2 separate regions of the Homo sapiens genome follow, and region 2 is linked to region 1. Evidence: read pairs that join two places in POLR2A ChIA-PET (ENCODE). Cell type or tissue: OCI-LY7. All regions are shown on one strand.

Evidence for each region. Peaks named below come from ENCODE experiments on the same cell type or tissue, not always from the same donor. Only the 100,000 strongest peaks of a DNase experiment are listed, where the experiment ranks them.
Region 2: POLR2A ChIA-PET joins it to region 1 with 5 read pairs; 2 of 35 experiments call an interaction of 5 or more read pairs at or near these places.

What each region holds. Positions count from the first base shown.
Region 1 is chr12:95,366,952-95,374,951 of GRCh38, reverse strand. The region is part of intron 7 of LOC105369917 (a long non-coding RNA gene); the gene reads left to right. Among named protein-coding and RNA genes, the nearest start is that of MIR3685, 61 kb to the right of the region's middle. In OCI-LY7, no CTCF peak of the experiment used is centred here; no DNase peak of the experiment used is centred here.
Region 2 is chr12:93,429,080-93,437,079 of GRCh38, reverse strand. The region is part of intron 1 of UBE2N (ubiquitin conjugating enzyme E2 N); the gene reads left to right. Among named protein-coding and RNA genes, the nearest start is that of UBE2N, 8.9 kb to the left of the region's middle. In OCI-LY7, no CTCF peak of the experiment used is centred here; a DNase peak (open chromatin) is centred at 849; H3K4me3 peaks cover 2,741 bases; H3K27ac peaks cover 3,637 bases.

The sequences.
Region 1 (8,000 bases):
AGTATTACATACATTCACATTGTCATGCAACATCACTATCAATCTCTAGAACTTTTTCCTCTTGTAAAACTGAAACTCTGTGCCCATTCATTAAACACTAACTCTCCATTTTCCCCTTCCTCCAGCCTCTAGTCATCATGATTCTTCATTTATTTATTTATTTATTTGAAACGGAGTCTCACTCACTCTGTTGCCCAGGCTAGAGTACAGTAGCATGATCTCGGCTCACTGCAGCCTCCACTTCCTGGGCTCAAGCGAGCCTCCCACCCACCTCAGCCTCCCAAGTAGCTGGGACTACAGGTGCACACCAACACACCCGACTATTTTTTTTTTTTTTTAATTTTTTTTAGTGACGGGATCTAACTATGTTGCCTAGGCTGGTCTCGAGCTTCTGGACTCGAGCAGTGCACTCACCTTGGCCTCCCAAAATGTTGGGATTACAGGCATGAGGCACCATGCCTGGCCTTCATTTCATTTTTCACTGGGCTTTTTTGAGTTGTATTCCTATCACTTACTTGATCTGTACTATACTTTCCCAACCCCCTTCTTTTTTTATTATTATTATTATTATACTTTAAGTTTTAGGGTACATGTGCACAATGTGCAGGTTAGTTACATATGTATACATGTGCCATGCTGGTGTGCTGCACCCATTAACTCGTCATTTAGCATTAGGTATATCTCCTAATGCTATCCCTCCCCCTTCCCCCCACCCCACAACAGTCCCCAGAGTGTGATGTTCCCCTTCCTGTATCCATGTGTTCTCATTGTTCAATTCCCATCTATGAGTGAGAATATGCGGTGTTTGGTTTTTTTGTCCTTGCGATAGTTTACTGAGAATGATGATTTCCAATTTCATCCATGTCCCTACAAAGGACATGAACTCATCATTTTTTATGGCTGCATAGTATTCCATGGTGTATATGTGCCACATTTTCTTAATCCAGTCTATCATTGTTGGACATTTTTCCCAACCCCCTTCTGGACTTCATGATTGGCTTAATTTACAAACATATTGGGTAGAATGAGGGGTCTGTGAAAGGTAATGAATTTGGAAAGTAGCTTGCCTTTCACATTGGGCTGCAAAGAAAGTAGGTTGAAAGAAATGTTTGGGCCAGACGCAATGGCTCATGCCTATAATCTCAGCACTTTGGGGGGCCGAGGCAGGAGGATCACTTGAGGTCAGGAGTTCGAGACCAGCCTGGCCAACATGGTGAAACCCCATCTATAATAAAAATACAAAAATTCGCTGGGCATGGTGGCACATGCCTGTAATCCTAGCCACTCAGGAGGCTGAGGCAAGAGAATCACTTGAACCTGGCAGGCAGAGGTTGCAGTGAACCAAGATCACGCTGTTGCACTGCAGCCTGGACGACAAAGCAAGACTCCGTCTCAAAAAAAAAAAAAGAAAGAAATGTTTGGCATGAAAAACCATTTCCTAAGTGTCAGACATCTATCTGTGAATTATGTGTATGGCTCCAAAAGTAGAAGACTCAGTGGTATGCTTGTTACAATTGTTAGTGTTTTGGTATGCTGGAGTTAGCCCATCAGATATTCATGTGAAAGCTCACACTACTGGGAGAAAATTAAACAAACAAAAATCTACCTTGAAAATGTCATGCCTTAACATTCTCCTTTGGAAATACTGTACAAAGATAATATAAAACATCTAAAAATAACGCATATTTTAAAAAGATTTGAAAAAAGAATACATTTTCACAGTTTGAGAAGTTGATTCTTGTTATGCAAACTTGAACATTTATTTTTGAGGGGTGGGATGCCTGGGAAAATTACAGATTGTAGGAGTTGTTTATGGAAGTTACAAAAAGGGACTCTGATGATTATTTCATGCCATTTTTGAATGTGAGAAATAAATATGTCAATATTTATTATGAAAATAGCATAAGGAAGATTTCCATGCATATAGAGAGGGTGTCTGCATTCACAGCCTTTGGAAAATGGTCAATTTCATGGCAGAAATGAATATAAATTGTTCCACTCAAACCTTCAGAACTGCAGTCCTTTGATAATTACAATGTTGTTTTCTGATTTGGTTTCTCTGCTAATATTACCCATAACGTTTTCACGTTTGTGAGTTTCCTTACACATTTCACAAGTATCTTCTTTTCTCATTTCAAAAGTAATGTATTCAACACAAAAAATTAATGATGCATTTTCCCAGTCTATATAAATGCATATAAGAATATTTTTTCTTTGACTCAGTACGGAATCATATAGTACATGCTACCTTGACATCTACTTTTTTCTCCACACTTAACAACGTTCTATGAACATCAAAGGGCCTTTGTGATACTACTTTCCTTAGAAGCTAAAGTCCATACATATGAAAAGGAAGCAAATTCCTCACACTGAGAAACCGTGACTATAAGCATATTTCATCAATTTATAAACATTAAAAAGTATAATTTCTAAACATTGGTTTATATTAAATATCTTTTAAAAAATGATCACCAGTTTAACAGTGCCAAGTTCTTTTGACAACTTAAGAGCTGAAAACTGGCCAGGAACAGTGGCTCATGCCTGTGATTCCAACACTTTTAGAGGCAGAGGTGTGAGGATTGCTTGAGCCCAGGACTTCAAGACCAGCCTGGGCAGCATAGTGGGACCCCATCTCTACCAAAAATAAAAAAATTAGCTGGGCGTGGTGCATGTGCCTGTAGTCCCAGCTACTTGGGGGAGCTGAGGTAGGAGGAGATTGCTTGAGGACAGGAGGTTGAGGCTGCAGTGAGCCATGATTGCACCACTGCCCTCTAGCCTGGGTGACACAGTGAGACCCTGTCTGAAAAACACAGGCATAAATCTTTACAATCTTGGATTCAGCAATGGTTTCCCAGACACAGTGCCAATAGCACAAGTGAGGGAAGATAAAGTAGATCAATTAGACTTAATGAATTTTAAAACATTTGTGTTGCAAACAATATAATCAAGAAAGTGAAAAGACAATCCAAAGAATGGGAGAAATTATTTGTAAATCATATATCTAATGAGGGACTTGTATCAAGAATATATAAAGAACTCTTACAACTCCACAATGAAAAGATAACCCAGTTTCTTCAGTGGGAAAAAGATCTGAATAGATATTTCCCCAAAGACATATAAGCAGCCAATAAGCCTGTGAAAAGATACTCAACATCATTTGTCATCAGGGAAATGCATACCAAAACCACCATGAAACATCACTTCACACCCACTAGAATGGCTAAACTATTTTAAGTTACTATACTTAAAAAGACGGGCAACTAGTTTTATTTATTTGTTTTATTTTCATTTTTTATTTTTTTGAGACAGAATCTTGCTCTGTCACCCAGGCTGGAATGCGGTGGCGTGATCTCGGCTCACTGCAACCTCCGCCTCCTAGGTTCAAGTGATTCTCCTGCCTCAGCCTCCTGAGTAGCTGGGATTACAGGTGCCCACCACCACACCCAACTAATTTTTGTATATTTAGTAGAGACGAGATTTTGCCACGTTGGTCAGGCTGGTCTCGAACTTCTGACCTCGTGATCTGCCTGCCTCGGCCTCCCAAAGTGCTGGGGATTACAGGCATGAGTCACCACGCCCGGCCCAGACAAGCAGTTTTTGTGAGGGTTTGGAGAAATTGGAGCCCTTATTCTTCATTAGTGGGAATATAAGTTTAGCCACTTTGGAAAACAGTCTGGCAGTTACTAAAAAAATTAAACATGGAGTTACCATATGAACACCAATTCTACTCCTATATACTCAAAAGAAATGAAAACATACATCCACACAAAAATTTGCATATGAATGTTCATAGCAGAATTATTCGTAACAGGCAAAAAGGGGAAACAACAAAAATGTCCATCAACTTAGAAAAGGATAAACAAAATGTGGTATATCCGTGCAATAGAAGATTATCCAGCCATAAATGAAGTACTGATCGATGCTACAACATGGAGGAACCTTGAAAACATGCAAAGTGAAAGAAGCCAGTAAAAAAAAGATGACAGGTTGAATGATTCCATTTATATGAAATGTTCAGGATGGGCAAATCTCAGGTTTGGGCCATAATCCCAAAAGGCACAATCCTGAGTGCTGTGACCTGGAATGATCAAAATCCCTAAAGTCTAAAGTCCCAAAAACCACAATCCCAAAAGATCAATATCTCAAAATTAGAATTCTGGAAAAAATAGGCTGGGCGCAGTGGCTCACACCTGTAATCCTAGCACGTTGGCAGGTCAAGGCAGGCAGATCACTTGAGGTCAGGAGTTCAAAACCAGCCTGGCCAACATGGTGAAACCGTGTCTTTACTAAAAATACAAAAATTAGCCAAGCGTGGTGGTGGATGCCTGTAATTCCAGCTACTCAGGAGGCTGAGGCAGGAGAATTGCTTGAACCTGGGAGGCAGAGGTTGCAGTGAGACGAGACTGTGCCACTGCACTCCAGCCTGGGCAACATGAGTGAGACTCCATGTCAAAAAAAAAAAAAAAAAAGAATTCTGGAAAAAATAATTTTTAGAAAATACAAGGACATTTATTTACATTTTTAAAGGAGATTCATTTGAGAAACATAGAAACACAACAGAATACACAATAAAAGACAATAATAATATACATATTTTTAAGCATAAACATCTAGGTATACTAACTACAGTTGCAAGAGTACAGTTACAAGTGGATGAAATGTATTATTAAAGAAATAGGTCAGAAAGCAAAATGAATAAATACATCACTATGGTTGGTAATTGCATGCACCCAGCTTTATAACCTCAGTCATCTGAAATACTGTGACCGGCAAACTAAGTCTTTTGATGAGACTGATCAAAAACCACGATGGGTCAGCACCACATATGCAGCCACCCAAAGAGCCAAGATCTCGAGAAGTTTTCTCTTTCACAAATGCATGTGCACAGAAAGGACATCTCTTCATCTATTGAGGAAGATTCAACATTTTTGCATACACACGTGACGCTTACACACAGAGTCAATGTGATAATGTACTTTTGTGAAGTCAAATTTGTAAAAAACAAAATACATAAAATGAATTAGAACTCTAAAAGTCTTTACACAATTTATACCTCCAGTATTGAAATAATGCAAAGATGAAATCCATAGCATAGCAAATTGCAAAAAAATAATGTTGACAATTTAAAATTGTGGGGAAGGGCTGGGACTCCGTGGCTCATGCCTGTAATCCCAGCACTTTGGGAGGCCGAGGTGGGCGGATAACCTGAGGTCAGGAGTTTGAGACCAGCCTGGCCAACCTGGAGAAACCCTGTCTCTACTAAAAACACAAAAATTAGCCGGACATGGTGGCGGGCACCTATAATCCCAGCTACTTGGGAGGCTGAAGCAGGAGAATCACTTGAATCTGGAAGGCGGAGGTTGCCATGAACCAAGTTTGGACCACAGCACTCCAGCCTGGGAGACAGAGTGAGACTCCATCTCAATAAATAAATTAATTAATTAAATAAAATAGTGGAGAAAATACTAAAAAAAGAAAAAAAAAACTAAAAAAATTAAGAAGAAAATTCGGCATGTGAAAAAGTATATCGATTATGGGCAATTGCACAGAGGTTGTCCATAGAGCTGACCAACTTTCACAATCATTAACTATATTTGAAGCCTCTCATGTCCATGAATACCTGCTTTCTTTTTCCCCTTTTAGGGTATGAATACATTTACAAAGAATACATTCACATTGCTTTTCTACGTGGCACTGCTCTTTTTGAAATTCTTCTGAGTTAAGATACACCAACATGAACATTCCTGTATAATGTTCACATCTTTTGTGCCATACTTCTGTGTAATTTTGGGTATACAGTAATCCACTCCACAAGCACTTTTATGGAGACCACAAATTTCACAGAAACCATGTTGTTGATTGAACTCCAACATCGTTGTGCATTCTTTTATCCTACTGTGCACATGATTATTTTTGAACCAGCCAGTAACTTTGCTGGCTTCTTCAAGCAAATTTGGCTTTAATTCATTAAAAATTCCTAGAATTTCATCAGCTGGAAGGGCTGCCAATGCAGACAAAGGATGCATTTTTATTTTTATTTTTCATTTTTTTTGAGACAGGGTCTCACTCTGTCACACAGGCTGGAGTGCAGTGATGTGATCACAGTTCAGTGCAACCTCAACTTCCCAGTCTCAAGTGATCCTCCCACCTCAGCCTCCTGAGTGTAGGACTACAGGCATATGCCACCACACCTGGCTAATTTCCTTTATTTTTTGTAGAGTTGAGGTCTCGCCATGTTGCCCAGGACTCGAACTCCTGGGCTCAAGCAATCCTCCCGCCTTGGCCTCCCAAAGTGTTGGGATTACAGGCATGAACCGCTGTGCCCAGCCAATGATGCATTTTTAAACTGAAGTTTTCATCACTGCATTATAATGTGGCCAATCCACTCACCTGAATTTTCCACCAAATGCAAATAAAGACAATGAGAAGGTAATAGTTCTGCATAACATGATGCAACTAACATGACTCAACTGTCCTAAATACAACCCAAAACGCATTAATTCCTTCCCTAGAATTCAGCTTTCTAAGATTTCCAATTTCAGGATTTTGATCTTTCAGGATTACGATTTTTGGAATTTTAGATGTTAGATATTTTAGACTCTAGGGATTTTAATGTTTCAGGCTTGCAACGTTCAGGATTATGGCATTTGGAATTGTGTCTTCAGGGATTATGACTGGCACTAGCAAATCTCTAGAGGCACAAAGTAAGTTAGTGTTTGCCTAGGGCTTAGGGGTTGGGAAAGAATGGGGTGACTGGTAATTGGAATAGGATTTTTTTGGGGGGGGTGTCAAATATGTTTTGAAATTAGATTGTGGCAATGGTTGCACAACTCCATGAATATACCAAAAACAATTGAATTCTACACTTTGAAATGAAATAAATTGTCTAGAATGTGAATGATATCTCAATAAAGCTGTTTAAAAAAAAAATCTGGCCTGGACAGCTTTGCTTCTATTTATATAGCCGAAGAGAGATTCTGAGAAGCCCTTTTATTGCAAAACACCTGGATACTGAATACATTATAACTAAGAAAATTTTAAATGTATTACTGAGTTACAAGAAAGTAAGGAAACTAGTCTTATTGTTTAATAATTCATACATAAGAAATAAAATAATGGTAAAAACAGAATAAAACCGCTAAAACCAAAATTGTAAATAATTTTTTTTTTGAGACAGAGTCTCACTCTGTCACCCAGGCTGGAGTGCATTGGTGCAATCTTGGTTCACTGCAACCTTTGCCTCCTGGGCTCAAGCGATTCTCGTGCCTCTGCCTCCTGAATAGCTGGGATTACAGGCACCTGCCACCATGTCCAGCTAATTTTTTGTGTTTTTAGTAGAGACGGGGTTTTGCTACGCTGGTCAGGCTGGTCTCGAACTCCTGGCCTCAAGTGATCTACCTGCCTCGGCCTCCCGAATTACTGGGATTACAGACATGAGCCACCACAACCGACCTATATTTTCTTTCTTCTTTAAATTTAATTTTATTTTTACTTTAATATTTTTTGGGAAACAGGTGGTGTTTGGTTACATGAATAAGTTCTTTAGTGGTGTTTCTGAGACCTTGGTGCACCCATCATCTGAGCAGTGCACACTGTACCCAATGTGTAGTCTTTTATCCCTACCCCCACCCATCCTTTCCCCCTGAGTCCCCAAAGTCTATTGTATCATTCTTATGCCTTTGTGTCCTCACAGCTTAGCTCACGCCCAGCCTATACTTTCTTATGGGGAGAGAGGGAATATGAATTGGGAGGAGTGCATCGAGGCCTTAAAGTTATTGGCATTGATAATGTTCTCTTTATTTTGCTAGGTAGTGGGTACATGGGTATGTCTTTTATTAATAATATTCTTTTTCCTATATTCTTTAAATTTCATTTAAAAAGTACACATCGCCAAGCACAGCGGCTTACGTCTGTGATCCCAGCACTTTGGGAGGCAGAGGTGGGAGGACTGCTTGACCCCAGGAGTTCAAGACCATCCTGGGCAACATAGGAAGACCCCA
Region 2 (8,000 bases), 1.9 Mb after region 1:
TGTTGCCTAGGCTGTTCTCGAGCTCCTAGGCTCAAGTGATTCTTCCACCTCGGCCTCCCAAAGTGCTAGGGTTAACAGGCATGAACCACCGTGCCTGGCCTAGACTTTATTGTAACTAATTGCTTATTCATAACTTTCAGAATGTTTCCTAAATTGTGCTATATAAAAAATGCTGTAACGAAGTTTTGTATGTATGGCATTTTGCACAAGTGTGAGTGATATTGAGTCTTAGTAGTTCTGTTTTAAGCTAGAATCTTTAGTTTCGTTTTTCTGCCTTATCTTCTGGACCAAAGCTCTTTTAGCCAATAAAAGTGACTGAAGCTGGGCATGGTGGTTCACACCTGTAATAACAGCTCTTTGGGAGACTGAGGCCCAAGGATTGCTTGAAGCCAGGAGTTGAGACCAGCCTGAGGAACATAGTGAGATCTCCATCTCCACCAAAAAAAAAAAAGTGAGCAGTTAAAGCTTAAAGTCATAAAGGTTAGGAGGTACCTAAAATGTCCCTCAAATGAGAGGTTCTGCATAATCCTGTCATAAAGGAGAATCACTTTCGGGAACCGATAAGTGAGATCTATAGTTATGGCCTTGGTCAAAACCAAATCTGTTTCAGCTTTACATGTTACGTTGATACAGTGACTGACATTCCTTTAATGGTCTTTTCAGAATTAATCATGAGGGCTGAGCACTGTGGCTCATGCCTATAATCTCAGTACTTTGGGAGGCTGAGGCGGGAGGATCCCCTGAGCCCAAGGTTTCAAGACTGGGCTGTACAACATAATGAGACCTTGTCTCTACAAAAAGATAAAATGAAAATTAGCCAGGTGTTGTGGCACACATCTGTAGTCCCAGCTACTCAGGAGACAGGTGGGAGGATTGGTTTGGCCCAGGAAGTTGAGGCTGCAGTGAGCCTAGATCGCGCCACTGCACTCCAGCCTGGGCGACAGAGTGAAACCCTGTCTCAAAATAGTAATAATGATAATAATGAAAATGATAAAATACAGTCTTGGGAAAAAGTAGTTAACTTACCCTAGGGGTTGACTTATTTGATTAAAACCTAGTGAGTCAACCTGCTGGAATTAGAATTTTACCAGTCTTTCGCAGAATTTACTTTATGTCTCCCTTCCCCACTGGTCCCTTGTCTATGGTGCTTAAAAATTTACTTAAGAAAATACATTTAATTAATTTTTTGAAACAGGGTCTCTGTCACCCAGGCTGAAGTGCAGTGGAAAAATTTACTCTTCTATTTGGTGTGATTTAGCCTCAAATTCTTAAAAATCAGATACAGTCTGATTTTACATTGAGACTTGAGTTTACTTTTTTAATAGGATTTTTTGAAGTACACACATTTTTTCCTGTTACTGTTTAAAAGCCACTCATTTGATAGGTATTCTAGTGCATAAGGTATTTTTTTTTGTAAGAAAAGTGATTTAGAAAACTCACCTTTTATTTATTTGAGACGGGAGTCTTGCTTTGTTGCCCAGCCTGGAGTGCAATGGCACAATCTCGGCTTACTACAACCTCTGCCTCCCAGGTTCAAGCAGTTCTCCTGCCTCAGCCACTGGAGTAGCTTTACTCTCTGCCTTGAACATTTTTTTTTTCTTATTTTGAGATGAAGTTTTGCTTTTGTTGCCCAGGCTGGAGTGCAATGGCGTGATCTCGGCTAACTGCAACCTCTGCCCCCTGGGTTCAAGCAATTCTCCTGCCTCAGCCTCCCTAGTAGCTGGGATTACAGGTGTATGCCACCACGCCCAGCTGATTTTTGTATTTTTAGTAGAGGCAGGGTTTCACCATGTTGGTCAGGCTGGTCTCGAACTCCTGACCTTTGGTGATCTGCCCACCTCGGCCTCCCAAAGTGCTGGAACTACAGGTGTGAGTCACCGCGCCTGTCCTATCTGTTGTTTTAAGCTCTGAAAATACTTGTCTGATAATGTTTTCTTCCAATTAAAAAAAGGCATGGAAAAGTTACCATGATGTTTCAGAAATATATGTACCTCCAGGTGGGGGCAGGGAAACTTAGCCAGGTATGGTGGTTCATGCAGTAATCCTAACAGAAGACTGAGGCAGGAAGATCCCTTGAATCCAGGAGGCCGGGGCTGCAGTGAGCTATTAGTGGCACCACTGCACCCCAGCCTGGGTAATAGAGGCAAGACCCTGTCTCTTAAATAAATAAATAAATAAATAAATAAATACAAACTCATTATGATGAAGACAGATTTGTTATAAGTTGTAATTAAAATCACCTTTGGAATTTAAGAAAAAACTTGTAAAAAATTTGACTAGGAACAGTGGTTCTTTAGTTCTTTCAGTTGTCTCACTTAAGAATTTTCTGACCTCTTCCTAGGAAAAAAAGCTATTTTTTTTAACGTATGACTTCTGGGGATTCAGATTCTTGCCAAGTTTATTTGTGGATTCCCTAGGTCTCCATGTGCTCCATGTTAAGAATCCTTGAACTGCTTTTGATAGTGATTAAACTTTCAGGCTCTAAAGATACTGTTTTAATATACTATCTAATGTTTTGATTATGAAATGTGAGCATAACTGAAAGTAAGTTAAAAATAGCAGTCAGTTCAGTATTCTTTTTTAAGCTCCTCTGTGTCAAGCAGTTCCTTTAGTCCAGATTGATCAACTCCTGCACAAGTGAAATTAAGTTTTGTCAAATTATCAAGTACTTTAGTATTCACTGTGCTAAATGACTGTGACTGGAAATGTTATGCATTTGCTTTGCTCAAGTTTGGAATTTTTTCCACACGTGTTAATGACCACTCTTAAAACCAGAGTTTTTTTTTGTTGAGACGGAGTCTCGCTCTGTCGCCAGGCTGGAGTGCAGTGGCACGAACTCGGCTAACTGCAATCTCCACCTCCCAGGTTCAAGCGATTCTCCTGCCTCAGCCTCCCGAGTAGCTGGAATTACAGGCACGCGCCACCACACCCAGCTAATTTTTTTTTATTTTTAGTAGAGACGGGTTTCACCATGTTGGCCAGGATGGTTTCAATCTCCTGACCTCGTGATCCACCCACCTCGGCCTCCTAAAGTGCTGGGACTACGGGAGTGAGCCACCAGAGTTTTACACATTAGAGAACATCTGTTCTATCCTTTTCTTTCTCTGGTGAGGAATTTGTAGGCCAAAGAAGTTGGATGACCAGATTCCTGATGTACAATTCGGTTCTTCTTCTTTTTTCCCTATACCTTATAGGATAGTTTACCTGTGTAAATGGATTTAAGAAGAAAATATGCTACAGATTCAAGTTGTATGGATTCTGAACACACATTATGTTTTCTGTTATAATGAACTATGGATGCATATGTGCTATAGAAATAAATACTAGAAACAAGGAAATGAGGACAGCAGCATCCAGCAGGGGCTTTTGACATTACAATTATAGTAATCAGAGTTCTGATTTAGGTGCCAAATTCGTATCTTATACAGTGCTGCTTTCTAAAAACAAAATAAATATGAGAGGCATAGTTTATGTAATAATATTATATCAAGGAAAAGAATTCTTATGTGTGTATGCGAAAAACGAGTTGGACTGTTGTTTCATTAGAGTTGAAATTTTCTTTGCAAATGTAATATATGAAGGAATGAATGTGGATATACCAATTAGGCAATTAAATAATAGGGAATCTTTTAACTTCAGCTAAAATCTTAGCAGCTTTTAAAATTTCTTCCCAAGTGAAGTGATTGATGGCCCTAGGGTCTTTTGTGGCAGAAACATGACTGTGTGGTTGGAAGAACTGGATAATTGGTTAAGAGCCCTCAGAATCAACAGAAATACTTCATTATTATTCATTCTTTCAAGGGCTACATGACACCATTGGGGGCATTTTATATTTTTTAAAAATCCTGGCCAGGCGCGGTGGCTCACGCCTGTAATCCCAGCACTTTGGGAGGCCGAGGCAGGAGGATCACAAGGTCAGGAGATCGAGACCATCCTGGCTAACATGGTGAAACCCCGTCTCTACTAAAAATACAAAAAAATTAGCTGGGCGTGGTGGTGGGTGCCTGTAGTCCCAGCTAGTCGGGAGGCTGAGGCAGGAGAATGGTGTGAACCCGGGAGCAGCAGAGCTTGCAGTGAGCGGAGATCACCCCACTGCACTCCAGCCTGGGCAACAGAGCAAGACTCCGTCTCAAAAAAAAAAAAAAACCTGAATGAAGCTATTCTAAAATTTCTTGAGTACTTAGGCACAGACATTTTTGGTTTTGAATTGGCCAGTAACTGAGATGCTTCTGAATAATTAGGATTCTACTGTAATTTAAAGTAATTTTAGATACTGGTTTCAGAATCTAAGGTTGACATATTTTGCATTAAAACAACTGGCTATGTTGTCTTTAGATTTTCAATTTTTTTTTTAGTTTTCAATACCTTCACATTATGTCTCTGTCAGTTTGGTTAATTTTGGGCAAATGAATTTATATTTTGAAAGTCTTTACAGTTCTAGGGATTGAAGGCATTGTAGTTAAGGAAACACTAGAAAGAACTAACAAATTTATATCATGAAACCATTGGTGATTTTTTTATTGCTCTGTAACTTTCTTAAGATTATAGCTTATACTCGGGAAAATGTTAGTAAGTAGCTGTTTTGTTTTGTTTTTTTTTTTTTGTGACTCTTAAAGACAACTAGATTACCATCTTACTATGAGGCAGGGACAAAGTGGTTTTAGTAACATAGGCCGATCCCAAGGCCAAATTTCAGTTTTCTGTAACCTTGTGATTTGCGTGTCTCTTTATTATCCATTCATGAGATTTTTTTTCAGTTCAATTAATTGGACATTCATTGAATGCATAATATGCATTTACCAGTAAGCCAGGTGAACAAGAAAGGCATCCCTGTGTAATGGAAAACACAGTCATGAAACAAATTTCTGTGGCCCAGGCTGGAATGCAGTGACGTGACTTGGCTCACTGCAACCTCTGCCTCCCGGGTTCAAGCAATTCTCCTGCCTCAGCCTCCTGAGTAGCTGGGATTACAGGTGCACGCCACCACACCCGGCTAATTTTGGTATTTTTAGTAGAGACAGGGTTTCACCATGTTGGTCAGGCTGGTCTCAAACTCCTGACCTCGTGATCCGCCCGCCTCAGCCTCCCAGAGTGCTGGGATTACAGGCAGGAGCCACCGCGCCCAGCCGAGGAAGTGTTTTTAAACTTGAAGAGTAAGAGTTTGCTGGGCCAAGAGAAGGAGGGAGTGTGAGTGAGTTTTTGGCACATGGGGCAGCAGATATGAAAGCTGGAAGGAGAGACAGAAAGCATGGCATCATCTAGAAATATAGTATGTGATGGATAATAGAATCAGGGTCTCATCAAAAATAATTATTACTGTTTAATGACTGTGTTCAAAGAGTTGGCATCAAGAATTGTTAGGCAAACAAAGTGTTTCTAATTATGAAATTCATATTTAGTCTGTGAACTATTCACTAGCATGCAGTGTGGCAGCTGTTCCTGAAGTGAGGTTGGTCATATAGTTTTTATTATGTAAAAATAGACATCTTTCATTGGCATCGTGTACCAGGCACTGTTCTAAGCATGTTACGTGCATTAATTTACTTAATTCTAATTGCAGTTTTATGATGTGTGGATATTAGTATCATTCCTATTTTATAGCTATGGGAACCTGCACAGAGGGACTTATTAGTTTCTAGAGCTATGATTTGAACCCAGGTGGTCTGATTCTGTAGACTGTGGATACTGAAGAACATGTCTATTCCTAGATAATAACTGGCAGTGCATGTATTTTTATACTGTATCATTTGGACACATGAAGTGGAAACATGTTTAAGAACAGGATCTAAGTGCTTAGCTTACTTGTTTTGGGTTGTGTTTTGTTTGTTTGGTTGGTTGGTTGGCTTTTTTTGAGACGGAGTTTTGCTCTTGTTGCCCAGGCTGGGAGTGCAATGGCACGATCTCGGCTCACTGCAATCTCTGCCTCCCAGGTTCAAGCGATTCTCCTGCCTCAGCCTTCCGAGTAGCTGGGATTACAGGTGCCCGCCACCACACCCGGCTAATTTTTGTATTTTTAGTAGAGACGGGGTTTCACCATGTTGGCCAGGCTGGTCTCGAACTCCTGACCTTGTGATTCGCCCGCCTTGGCCTCCCAAAGTGCTGGGATTACAGGCATGAGCCACTGCGCTTGGCTGTGTTTTTTTTTTTAAGATAGGGTCTCACTGTGTTGCCCAGGCATGATCATGGCTCACTGCAGCCTCAGCATCCCGAGTAGCTGGGATCACAGGCATGCACTACCATCCCCAACTAATTTAAAAAAATTTTTTATATATATATAAAATATATATTATGTACAATATAAAATATATATACATATATAATATATATTACATAGAGACAGGGTCTCCCTATGTTGCTCAGGCTGGTTTTGAACTCCTGGGCTCAAGTGATCCTCCTGTCTCAGCCTCCCACAGTGTTGGGATTACAGGCGTGAGCCACTGAGCCTGCCGCTTTTCTTGGTTTTTTTTAATCAGAAGTCTCTTTATTGTAATTTAATTAGAGGCTTTCCTACAAACATGAGACCCTGTTTAGTAACATAGTTCACTTTAAGATGGAATGCCTCTGGTCTGGATGGCATATTCTTTTCCTCCCCCTCCCCACCCAGCCAGTCCTGGATTTGAGGAATTTTGTGGTTCTGGTGAGAAGGGACTCTTTGCTGCTCTTTCTTACCGGCAAAATATACAGTCTTGAATCACTTAACGATGGAGTTACTTTCTGAGAAATGCACCATAGGCAATTTCATCATTGTGTGAACATCATAGAGTATATTTATACAAACCTAGATAGTGTAGCATGCTACACACCTAGGCTATGTTGTATAGTCTGTTGATCCTAGGCTACAAACCTGTTTAATATGTTACTGTACTTAATACTGTAGGCAGTTGTAATGCAGTGGTAAGTATGTGTGTATCAAAATAGGAAAGGTACAGTAAAAATCTGGTATAAAAGATAAAAAATGGTATACCTGTATAGGGCACTTAACCATGAAGGAAGCTTGCAGGACTGGAAGTTGCCCTGGGTGAGTGAGTGGTGAGTGGATTTGAAGGGCTAGGACATTACTGTACACTACGATAGACTTTATAAGCATTGTACACTTAGGCTACACCAAAAAATTTTTTAAAATGTTTCTTCAATAATAAGCCTTGGCTTACTGTAACTTTTTTATTTTATAAACTTATATTTTTAAACTTTTGATTTTTTTGTATTAACATTTAGCTTAAAACACACATCATACAGCTGTGCAAAAATATATTTTCTTTATATCCTATAAGCTTTTTTCTCTTACAATCTTTTTTAAAAAAACTTTTTTGTGAAAAACTAAGACATACACACACATATTAGGCCTATTCAGGATCAGCAGTATCACTGTCTTCCAGCTCCTCTTGTCCTACTCGAAGGTCTTCAGGGGCAGTAACACACATGGAGCTGTCATCTCCTGTGACAACAGTGCCTTCTGGAATACCTCCTGAAGGACCTGCCTGAACCTGTTTTACAGTCAACTTTTTTTTTTTTTTTTAACAAGCAGAAGGAATACACTCTAAAATAATCAATAAAAGTATAGTATAGTAAATACTAGGCAATAGGAATTTTTCAGTTCCATTATAATGTTGTGGGACCACTGTCTTTTGTGCAGTTGATCATTGACTGAAACTCATACAGCGCATGACTGTATTTAAAGTACCACTGAATCAGACTAATTTTAAACGAGAATTTTTTTTCTCAGTAAGTCTAAAAATATGTTAGAGTTATCTTGCATTCATTTATATATCAAGTTGAGTTTTGTGTTTTCTTTCTTTCTTTTTTTTTTTTTGAGACAGAGTCTCCCTCTGTCGCCCAGGCTGGAGTGCAATGGTGTGATCTTGGCTCACTGCAACCTCCGCCTCCTGGGTTCAAGCAGCTCTACTTCCTCAGCCTCCTGAGTAGCTGGGACTACAGGCGTGCACCACCACACCCAGCTAATTTTGGTATTTTTAGTAGAGACGGGGTTTCACCATGTTGGT